2 separate regions of the Homo sapiens genome follow, and region 2 is linked to region 1. A link is a loop called in an ENCODE intact Hi-C map of the cell type or tissue named here. Cell type or tissue: MCF 10A. All regions are shown on one strand.

Region 1 (5,000 bases):
CATTCATTCCAAATACTCATAAAAATAAATGAAGAGTAATAAATGAAAATAGATAATCCACCTATTTTACTTAATTCTCATACATAGCATAATTTCACATTTAGAAAAGAAAAAAATACAAGATATAAATACACTCCATAAAGCTGAACCGAAGCTTTGAAGAACTTTTTACTATAAAATTATTTTATAAGCAGAAATGTTTGTCCTGAATATCAAGATGAACACTTGAATGTTTGTTTCAAAGAATTAAATCATTTCAGTGCTGTCCTAAAGCTAGTTTCGAAATTATGGAAAGGTTTCTGAAACCAAATGCATTTCTTCTTTGGAGGATATAGATACACACATGCACATGCACACACACACTCTTAAAAGAACTTGGCTCATTTTTCGAAATGCAGAATACATTTTTCCAACTCCATTATTCCTCTCCCTCTGGCTTGTTGAGATGAACACTTTACTAGGATAAAGGATTTCTTCTGTAAGGAAGTCTTATTTCAGATTAATTGGAACCAATGGAGAATGCAAACACCATTCACTTTCTAGCATGATATGCTGGTGGGTTGGAACCCATCTGCTGCTGTTGCAGAAAGTACTTGGCCAAAGTTGCAGTTTGGAAAGAGATGGAGGAAAATGGACAAGGGAGCACTTCTCAGAGTGCAAGCTTAGGCTCCATACAAGGAGCTTTCCCTTCCTACAGGATGGGTAGTGGAATGGCCTCACAATTTTTACCAATTTTTTTTTAGAATTGCTGTGGACCAGAAAATGCTGTATATGTCCTATTATTTCCCATTAATTTTTTTTTCTTTTTTGAGAGGGAGTTTCGCTTTTGTCACCAGGCTGGAGTGTAATGACGCAATCTCGGCTCACCGCAACCTCTGCCTCCTGGGTTCAAGCCATTCTCCTGCCTCAGCCTCCTGAGCAGCTGGGATTACAGGTGTGCACCACCAAGCCCAGCTAATTTTTGTATTTTCAGTAGAGATGGGGTTTCACCACGTTGGCCAGTCTGGGCTCGAAATCCTGGCCTCAAGTGATCCGCCTGCCTCTGCCTCCCAAAGTGCTGGCATCACAGGCATGAGCCACCGCCACCAGCCTATTTCCCATTTTAAATAGTAACATTATCGTGAGTATCCTGTCCTTGTTTCTCTATTGTATAGTAAGTGCGGTGAAAGCAGGGAACTTGTCTTTTTTAATTCATAGGTTATCAGACCAAGGGGAGCACCCAGGAAAAGACTGAACACCAACTGGAGAGCCTAGATTTTAAGCTGGTTGCAGTAATTGGCTGAGACTTTAGGTTTTTTCTTTGGGTTGGAGAGTTTTAAGTGTAGAAAGAAGAATGAAATATTTTAGTGACCAGAAGGGCAGAGAAAAATCCTGCCCATTCACCACACTGTTTTTTCTCTCTAGACAGGAAGTTATTTAGATCACTTTCAGTCTGACATTTTAATAAAAAAGGCTGAAACTGGAGTTATGGTTGTGGATGAGATGGAGTAAACATGTTTCACCTTTTCTCTCCCACTGAATATAACTATAAAACCCAAATAGAATGCATGATGGCAATTATTGGAAGATTCTGGAAAGTAAATAGGAGCAGGCAGATTGGAACAAAACAGAATTTGAAGCATAATCTAATTTGTGGTGAATTTACTATTTTCGATCTTCGATGTACCCCAACTTGAACTCAATGTGCCTGTTAACCTGGAAGTGAGCACTATAGTTCAGATGGGAAAGGGTTTCAGGAGAAGCCTCTGTCCTTGGTTTGAAGCCTAGGAAAGGAAGCCCCTAATGCTCAGGGAGAATGTGAAAATGCCCTCATTCCTGTTTTCCTATCTTTTCTTTTCTTCATTCTTTTATTTCCTAGCCCACTCAAGCAATTCTGAATGGTAGCAGTGGCAGCAGCTATGAAAACCCCAAAAGCCAAAACTCTGAGGAAGAGGACCACTCCTTTCCATTTGGTGGAGCTGTTGTTCCAAGACAGTGGGACAAACCCCTGTTGATTCCCTGCCTCTGTTCTTCTGCTTTGGCCAGGACACAGGTTTAGTCATGAAAGTGTGTGACACAGAGTGTGACACAGCAGGGTAACTAGAACTCCAAGTGTTTGTCTAGTGGACCATGTAGGGGAGGCCCAGGGAACGGGAAAGTACTGGAGAGATCTTGGGAAGGGAGGGGCTTGTGAAATCAACCCTATAAAGTTGTTCATGAGCACCAAGCTCACCTTTAAGCTGCACAAATATAGGTCTGATCCTCATTTGCATACCAAAGACTTTGAGAACTGAACTAATAGACTGTCCAAGTCTCAGACTGACCATTTGGCAGTACACACTTAGGAAAGATCCAAAAAGCATGACAGAAGCTTTGAAAATTGAACTGACTTTGGCATCACAGTCTATAGAGAGTGTACTGAAACTTGTAGCTTGTACATACTCAGTCAATTGCCTGCCAAAACCAAATATCAATATTCTCCACAGAACTTAAACAAGACCCAGAGTGCCATGATATAATATTCAAAGTGTCTAGAATGTAATCCAAAATTACTTAGTGTACAAAGAACCACAAAAATCTTGACTCACATGGAAAAAGACAACCAATATATGTTAATACCAAAAGTATACAGACATTAGAGTTGTCTGACAAAGACTCTAAAGCAGTTATTTCAACAATTTTTGAAGGAACAGTCGTGCTCTTGCAACAACAGTTAAATTAGAAAGCCTCAGCAAAGAAATTGATAATATAAACAAAAACAAAATGGAAATTTTAGAATTAAAAAATACAATTACCAAAAAAATTAAAAGGCTTTCTGGATAGACTTAATAACAAAATGGAGATGAAAGAAGAATCAGTGAACTTGAAGATAGATCAATAGAGATTACTGGATCTGAAAAAGATTTTTGAACAACTGGAAAAAGAATTAGTAGAGCTTCAGGGACCTGTGGAGCAATAAAAAAAATCGAATTTTCTGATCTTCAGAGTCTCATAAAGAAAGGGAAAAATGCAATGCTGAAAAACATTTGAAAAAATAATGCCCCAAATCTTGCAAGTTTGTTAAAAGACAAAAACTTACTTAAGTTTATACTTATTAAGAAGTTGAGCAAACCTCATACAGTATAAACTCAAAGAAATCCATGTGCAGAGACATTGTAATCAGACTGCTGAAGTCTTAAAACAGCCAGATTAAAATAATGCATTAACATGTAGGGGAATGATTATTTGAATGACTGGATTTGTCATCAGAAAGCAAGGAGGCAGGGAGGAGGAGGCACAATATTTTTAAAGTACTGAAAGAAAAGAAGCGTCAACCTAGAATTTTGTTTCTAGCTAAAATATTCTTCAGGATTAATGGTGAAATGAAAATTTCTCAGATGAAGAAAAAAAGAGTTTATAGGCAGAAGACCTATTCTAAAAGGATTGCTAAAGGAAGCTTTTCAAACAAAAGTGAAAGGATACTGAAAGGAAAGGTAGAACATCAGGAATTAAAAAGACATGGAAAACATCTCGGTAAATATAATAATAGAATATTCTTATCCTGTTGAGTTCTTAAAAATATGTTTGGCTGTTAAAAGCAAAAATTGGAATTTGTGTGATGAGGTTCTCAATGAATGTAGTTGTAATTCAAGACAACTGTAGCGTAAGTGGACAGGCTAAAGGAATATACAAAGCGGTAGGGTTTCTGTGTTCCAATTGAAATGGTGATATATGGAGTCTAAAAAACCCGCAAAAAATTAAATGTGTATCTCAAGTGAAATGACTACAAATACCATACAAAATAAGAATAGATACACTAAAATGAAATATTTTAAAAAGCCTTAAATAACCAAAAGAAGGCAGAAAAAACACAGGAATCAAAAAAAAAAAAAAAAGACAAAATAAATTGAAGAATGGGAACCTAAATCCAAACATATAAATAGTTACATTAAATGTAAACGATCTAATTGCACCAATTAAAAGACAGATAGAATAGATTTAAAAACATGACCTAACTTACGTATTGTGTACAAGAAACTCACTTCAGTTTGATACATAAGTAGGTTAAAAGTAAAAGAATGGAAAAATATGTACCATGCAAACACTACTATAAAGAAAGCTGGGGTAGCTATGTTAATTTCAAATAAAGAAGACTTTAGAGCAAAGAAAATTACTAGAAATAAAAAGTGCTATTACATACTGCTAAAAGGATTAACTCAAGAAGAATATACAAATACTAGATGTATATGCCACTAATAATAGAGCTTTAAGGTATATAAAGTAAAAACTAACAGGGATGAAAGGAGAAGTAGACACATCTATAATTATAATTAGAAGCTTCAACATTCCTCTCTCAGCAATAGGTATAATGAGTAGATGGGGAATGAGCAGGAATATAGAAGAACTGCAGAATGCTTCAACCAACTGGATCTGTCACAAAACACTCTACCCAAGAGCAGCAGAATAGACATTCTTTTCAAGTGTATGGAACATTCACCAAGACAGACCATCACATAGATTATAAAATAAGCCTTAAAAATTGAACCTCATTGAAATAGTACAAAGTATCTTCCGAGTCTACAAGAAAATTAAACCAGAAGTAGTGGCAGAAAGATAATATCTCTAAATACTTGGCAATTAATCATCAAATTTTAAAATAATGGGCAAAAGAGAAAGTCTCAAAGGAATTAGAAAATAGTTGGAAGTAAATGAAAATCAAAATACAAATTGTAGGATGAAGTTAAATGTTTAGAGGGACATTTATAGCACTAAATATGCATATTTTAAAGAGAAAAATGGCCTTAAAGAACTTAAGCTTCTACCATGATACACTTGAGAAAGAACAAATTAAACTCAAATCAATAAGAATGAAGGAAATTATAAAGACAAAAGCAGAAATCAATGAACTTGAAAACAAAAAATAGAGAAAAATCAAAGAAACTAAAAATTGGTTCTTTGAAAAGATCAATGCAATTTGTGAAGCTCTGGCAAGAAAACAGAGAATGCAAGTGATTGATATCAGGAATGAAAGAAGGGACATT
Region 2 (5,000 bases), 500 kb after region 1:
TTAAGTGAGGAGAGTGGAGTTTCAGCAGAAGTTTAAGAAGTTAAAATTCAACACCCATTCACAGTCATAAATACAGCAATTCATGCCTGAAGGGAGCACAGAAACTACAGAATAATCTTGTCGCCATCAGCCACTTTTCAGGGACCTCAGTTTTTTGGTTGGTTACAATCCCTAAGTAAGGGAGTAGTGGGAAGGCAAGTGTAAGGAGACATTGAGCTCATTATTGAGAAGGAATGATTATCAAAAACTGGAGACACTTTGGGAGGCCGAGGCAGGCGGATTGCTTGAGCCCAGGAGTTCAAGCAATATGGCAAAACCACGACTCTATTAAAAAAAAATACAAAAATTAGCCAGGTGTGGTGGTGTGTGCCTATGGTCCCAGCTACTTGGGAGGCTAAGGTGGGAGGATCACCTGAGCCCAGGGAGATTGAGGCCGCAGTGAGCTGTGATTGCACCATTGCATTCCAGCCTGAGCGATAAAGTGAGACCCTGTCTCGAGAAAAAAAAAAAAATGGAGACAATCTAAAAATGCAGAAGTTGGAGAATTATTAAATTAATTATTGATTTTGGTATAATTATATGCTGGAATACTATGTAATCATTAAAAACCATGTTTTATGAAGAACGTATAATGAGATGGGAAAATGTTCATGACACACTATGAAATGTAAAAAGTAGTATGCGAAATTGTGTGTATAATTTTTTAACAATTGGTATCCTAGAGAAAAGACTGCTTTGCAGCAGTTCAAAAGAATGAAGTAAACTTAACTACTCATGTGGGAAAATTCCTAAAGCATGACATTACATCATGAAAGCACATTTCAAAATAATGTACAGCACAATCCTATTTGGGGGGAATGTTGGATGGGGAAGGTTGAAAGGGGCTATAATGTCCTCTATATAATTTGAATTTCTGTAATAAGAATCTGTTTGTATATTATGAAATTTAAGATCACATTTTAAAAATTTAGAGTGGGAGAAAGAAGGGAGAAAAAATACTGGAAATGACTACAGTATTCACATCCCTTCCATTCCATATTGCCTTTCTAGTCACGTGTCCCTAGGTGCTATGGGGTCAGGTTCCTGTGAGGGAAAAAGGAGGGGAGAGCAGGGGCTGGGAGATGGCGTGGTTGTCTTTATTAAGAAACAGTACTTCATGTCCAAAACACCAAAAGCAATGGCAACAAAAGCCAAAATTGAGAAATGGGATCTAATTAAACTAAAGAGCTTCTGCACAGCAAAAGAAACTACCATCAGAGTGAACAGGCAACCTACAGAATGGGAGAAAATTTTTGCAATCTACCCATCTGACAAAAGGCTAATATACAGAATCTACAAAGAACTTAAACAGATTTACAAGAAAAAATCAAACAACCCCATCAAAAAGTAGGCAAAGGATATGAACAGGCACTTCTCAAAAGAAGACATTTATGCAGCCAACACACACATGAAAAAATGCTCATCATCACTGGCCATCAGAGAAATGCAAATCAAAACCACAATGGGATACCATCTCACACCAGTTAGAATGGCAATCATTAAAAAGTCAGGAAACAACAGGTGCTGGAGAGGATGTGGAGAAATAGGAACACTTTTACACTGTTGGTGGAACTGTAAACTAGTTCAACCATTGTGGAAGACAGTGTGGTGATTCCTCAAGGATCTAGAACTAGAAATATCATTTGACCCAGCCATCCCATTACTGGGTATATACCCAAAGGATTATAAATCATGCTGCTATAAAGACACATGCACATGTATGTTTATTGTAGCACTGTTCACAATAGCAAAGACTTGGAACCAACCCAAATGTCCAACAATGATAGACTGGATTAAGAAAATGTGGCACATATACACCATGGAATACTATGCAGCCATAAAAAAGAATGAGTTCACGTCCTTTGTAGGGACATGGATGAAGCTGGAAACCATCATTTTGAGCAAACTATCACAAGGACAGAAAACCAAACACCACATGTTCTCACTCATAGGTGGGCATTGAACAATGAGAACTCTTGGACACATGGTGAGGACCATCACACACCGGGCCCTGTCATGGGGTGGGGGAAGTGGGGAGGGATAGCATTAGGAGATATACCTAATGTAAATGATGAGTTAATGGGTGCAGCCCACCAACATGGCACATGTATACATATGTAACAAACCTGCACGTTGTGCACGTGTACCCAAAAACTGAAAGTATATAAAAAAAAAAAAGAAACAGTAAGGCTCTGAGTTCAGCAATGGAAATCAGGCACCAGGCCAGCAAATCAGGTGGTGAGGGAGACAGCACCATCAGCTGATTTTAAAAGGTCTGCAGCTTCTTTGCAGCTGTGGTTCACAACACAATCTATTTAGGAATTAAACAGATGGATTCCAAGGCCTACCCCGAGAGACTGGGACCAAGGATGTCTGGAGTGTACCCACAAATTCTGCATTTTTACAAGAAAATGTCCCATGTCATTCTTAGACCATTTCTTGAAGCACCTTGCTCTAGAGATGATAAGGAGCCAGAAATCAAATGCGTGAAGTGCCACCCTCTCCCTTCTCAATTTACCAGACCGCCCTCTGAATGCTTTTTTCTTTCAGAGTGGTTCATTATGTTCATTTAAAGCCAGTTCCACTAGATTAGTATGTTTGGTGGGGGTTGGAGGCAGGTAAGGTCATGCAGCGTGACTGGGCTGGGGAGAGTAAAGAAGAGGCAGAGGTGGCCCAGTGAAAAGGAGGGGCAGCTGCCACAAGAATGTTGTTAAGCTTAAAAATCAATAAAAATGCTCTTCTCTCCAGGTATGACCCTGCCAAACATATGACACAACTGGAAGACCTGTTAAATAACAGTCATTGTCACAGGATTATAGTCAAAATAATTATAGTATCTGATAAGTGAGCACCCAGGCCCTGATCATTAGCTTAGCTAAGAGAAAATGCTGTCAGTCTGCCTTGGGTCAAGAAGAACTGCAATAATCAGGTTTCTTCCTGAAGGGTTTGTCCAGTTTCCCTAGAAAGCAAAACGAAGGTCCTATGTCGCCACCTAGAGTCCAAAGCCTGGAAGTATTGGCTGAGGAAATTCAAATAGATCCGGCTCATTGGAGATCTCTGTCCAAGTTTAATGACAGCACCGGCTTCAGGCTTACCAATCCAGTCAGTCCTTTTTCATAGGACAAGAATATGAGTTTGAACTCAAGTCTCCATTATGACCAGATTGTTTTAGGATGAAAAAAAGTTGGCATTCTTAAACCTTGACTAAATGTGTAAGAGTTCAAGTGTGTGGGGGATGGTCAGGGAAGTAGGGTTGGTCTTAACTGCTGCTCTCTACCTGGATGACCTTAGGAAAATCATTTAACCCCTTAAAGACTGTTTCTCTGTTATAAAATGATAGGACAGAACTAACTTGTCAACACTACAAGCCTTCTAAGACCTCAAATTTTGTGATTCTATAGTAAACTAGAGTCTATTTAAACCGAGCCATTAGTCAAAAAAAAAAAAAAAGGCACAGTATGTAAAAAATATTGGTACCCTGAATTTGTGAATGTGACTTTCTTCATCAAGGAACCTATATCTTTTCTGCCCTCTAGAGCTCTGCCTGAAAACTGCATGGATTTTATATAAAAATCCTCCAAATGAGAGGCTTCCTTGCTTAAGAGTTGGAGGCTGGCAGCTCCATGAAGTTCAAGGCACACTTTTGTTCTGCAGCATATTCTTCATTCCTTCTATTCTTGCTTCATACACATATTCTGATACAATTCAGTTCAATTCAACCATTTATTCCAGAGTTCTCTCCCAACTCTCCCTGTTTATGGCTTTCAGCTGTTTGAAGTAAAATCCACACCATTTATTTGGACAAAGGGGCCAATTTTTCTAAAGGATCTTCTGCTCCATAAATGTTTTTCCTCTGATTAAGTTGTACAGTGGCACTAAGGAGGATTATCTGTTCTAATTTCTGGAGCCAATGCTTGTAAAAAGTAATCCCAGCTTCTTTTCTTGTGTCACTTCCAAGAAATGTGTGCACCAAAGCCCCCGCCCGCTGTATGACAGAGTAAGAACTCTGCTACAAAACTGCCAAAGAAACACAGGACAGCTAAGTGTAAGTTTAACAGCCTAGTGAGCTGTTAAACTTACACTAGTGAGAGGAGCCACATTTTGAGTCTTTCTTTTGGAGTTATGTTTTAGTTCTGAATTACCGCAGAACCATAGCCAAGCTGTGATCCATCCGATCTGCTGGGCTGTACCTAAAGCAAAGTTTCGAGAAAAGTGGCAACAGTGCCTTTTGCCAGCTGCATCTTTCTTAACTCTGGCAAAATCTCCATTTTAGGCAAGAACAGTACTGTTCAGTTGGGATTTTCCCTGAGTGGGACTCCTCCTGCTGTTGATAAAACAACAGTGTGAAACAGCAGTGATCTGTTTCAAAATTTATGCCAGAAATAAAAGTGGGATAGTGACCTATTATAAACCCAAATACTGAATGAGATCAGTTTGAAGATGCCTAGAATTTACGCAAAGGCCCTTTCAGGATTACTGCTGAAGAGGAGGCCCAAGACTCCTTACCTAATCTATAGCCTCATTCAAAGTCTAATCCACTCCAGGGTCAGACCCCTGCAGAGTGTGAAGCCAGGCACAGTGGAGACCACACAAAGTTTTTTAGGCACCAGTGCATCAAGAAATGAAGGAAGCATCAGAGAAAATATTTGCAGAGCTGTAAATGTTCTTTACTGTTTCTAGTCATAAAAGGACCTTACAATGTTTAATCTTAAGAAATTATTAGTATTTATTATAACTCTAAAAGGACTGCCCTTAAATTTGGCTTTTATTACTTACCCATAATGCAGCTAGTGGGTCAGCCTAATCATAGTAGTTTCCATTTTTCAGCTAAGCATATTTTAAATCCTCAGGGAACAGAAACTATCAAGTAACCTAGCCTGTTTGCAAGAACCTGCTCTCTGTTGCTGGCCATGTGTTCTGCTTTTATGCCCCAGTCCCACCCCCAACCCCACCAGAGTCCT

Evidence for each region. Hi-C counts contacts between places; a loop is a spot of excess contacts. Peaks named below come from ENCODE experiments on the same cell type or tissue, not always from the same donor. Only the 100,000 strongest peaks of a DNase experiment are listed, where the experiment ranks them.
Region 2: a loop joins it to region 1, with 17 times the contacts of the local background. A loop is called at or near these places in 1 of 110 quality-filtered maps.

Annotation. Positions count from the first base shown.
Region 1 is chr14:36,103,593-36,108,592 of GRCh38, forward strand. All of the region lies in intron 1 of LINC00609 (long intergenic non-protein coding RNA 609), which reads left to right. Among named protein-coding and RNA genes, the nearest start is that of LINC00609, 36 kb to the left of the region's middle. In MCF 10A, no CTCF peak of the experiment used is centred here; a DNase peak (open chromatin) is centred at 1,979.
Region 2 is chr14:36,602,079-36,607,078 of GRCh38, forward strand. No RefSeq gene overlaps it. Among named protein-coding and RNA genes, the nearest start is that of NKX2-8, 22 kb to the left of the region's middle. In MCF 10A, a CTCF peak has its summit at 3,031 (motif pointing left); a DNase peak (open chromatin) is centred at 3,033.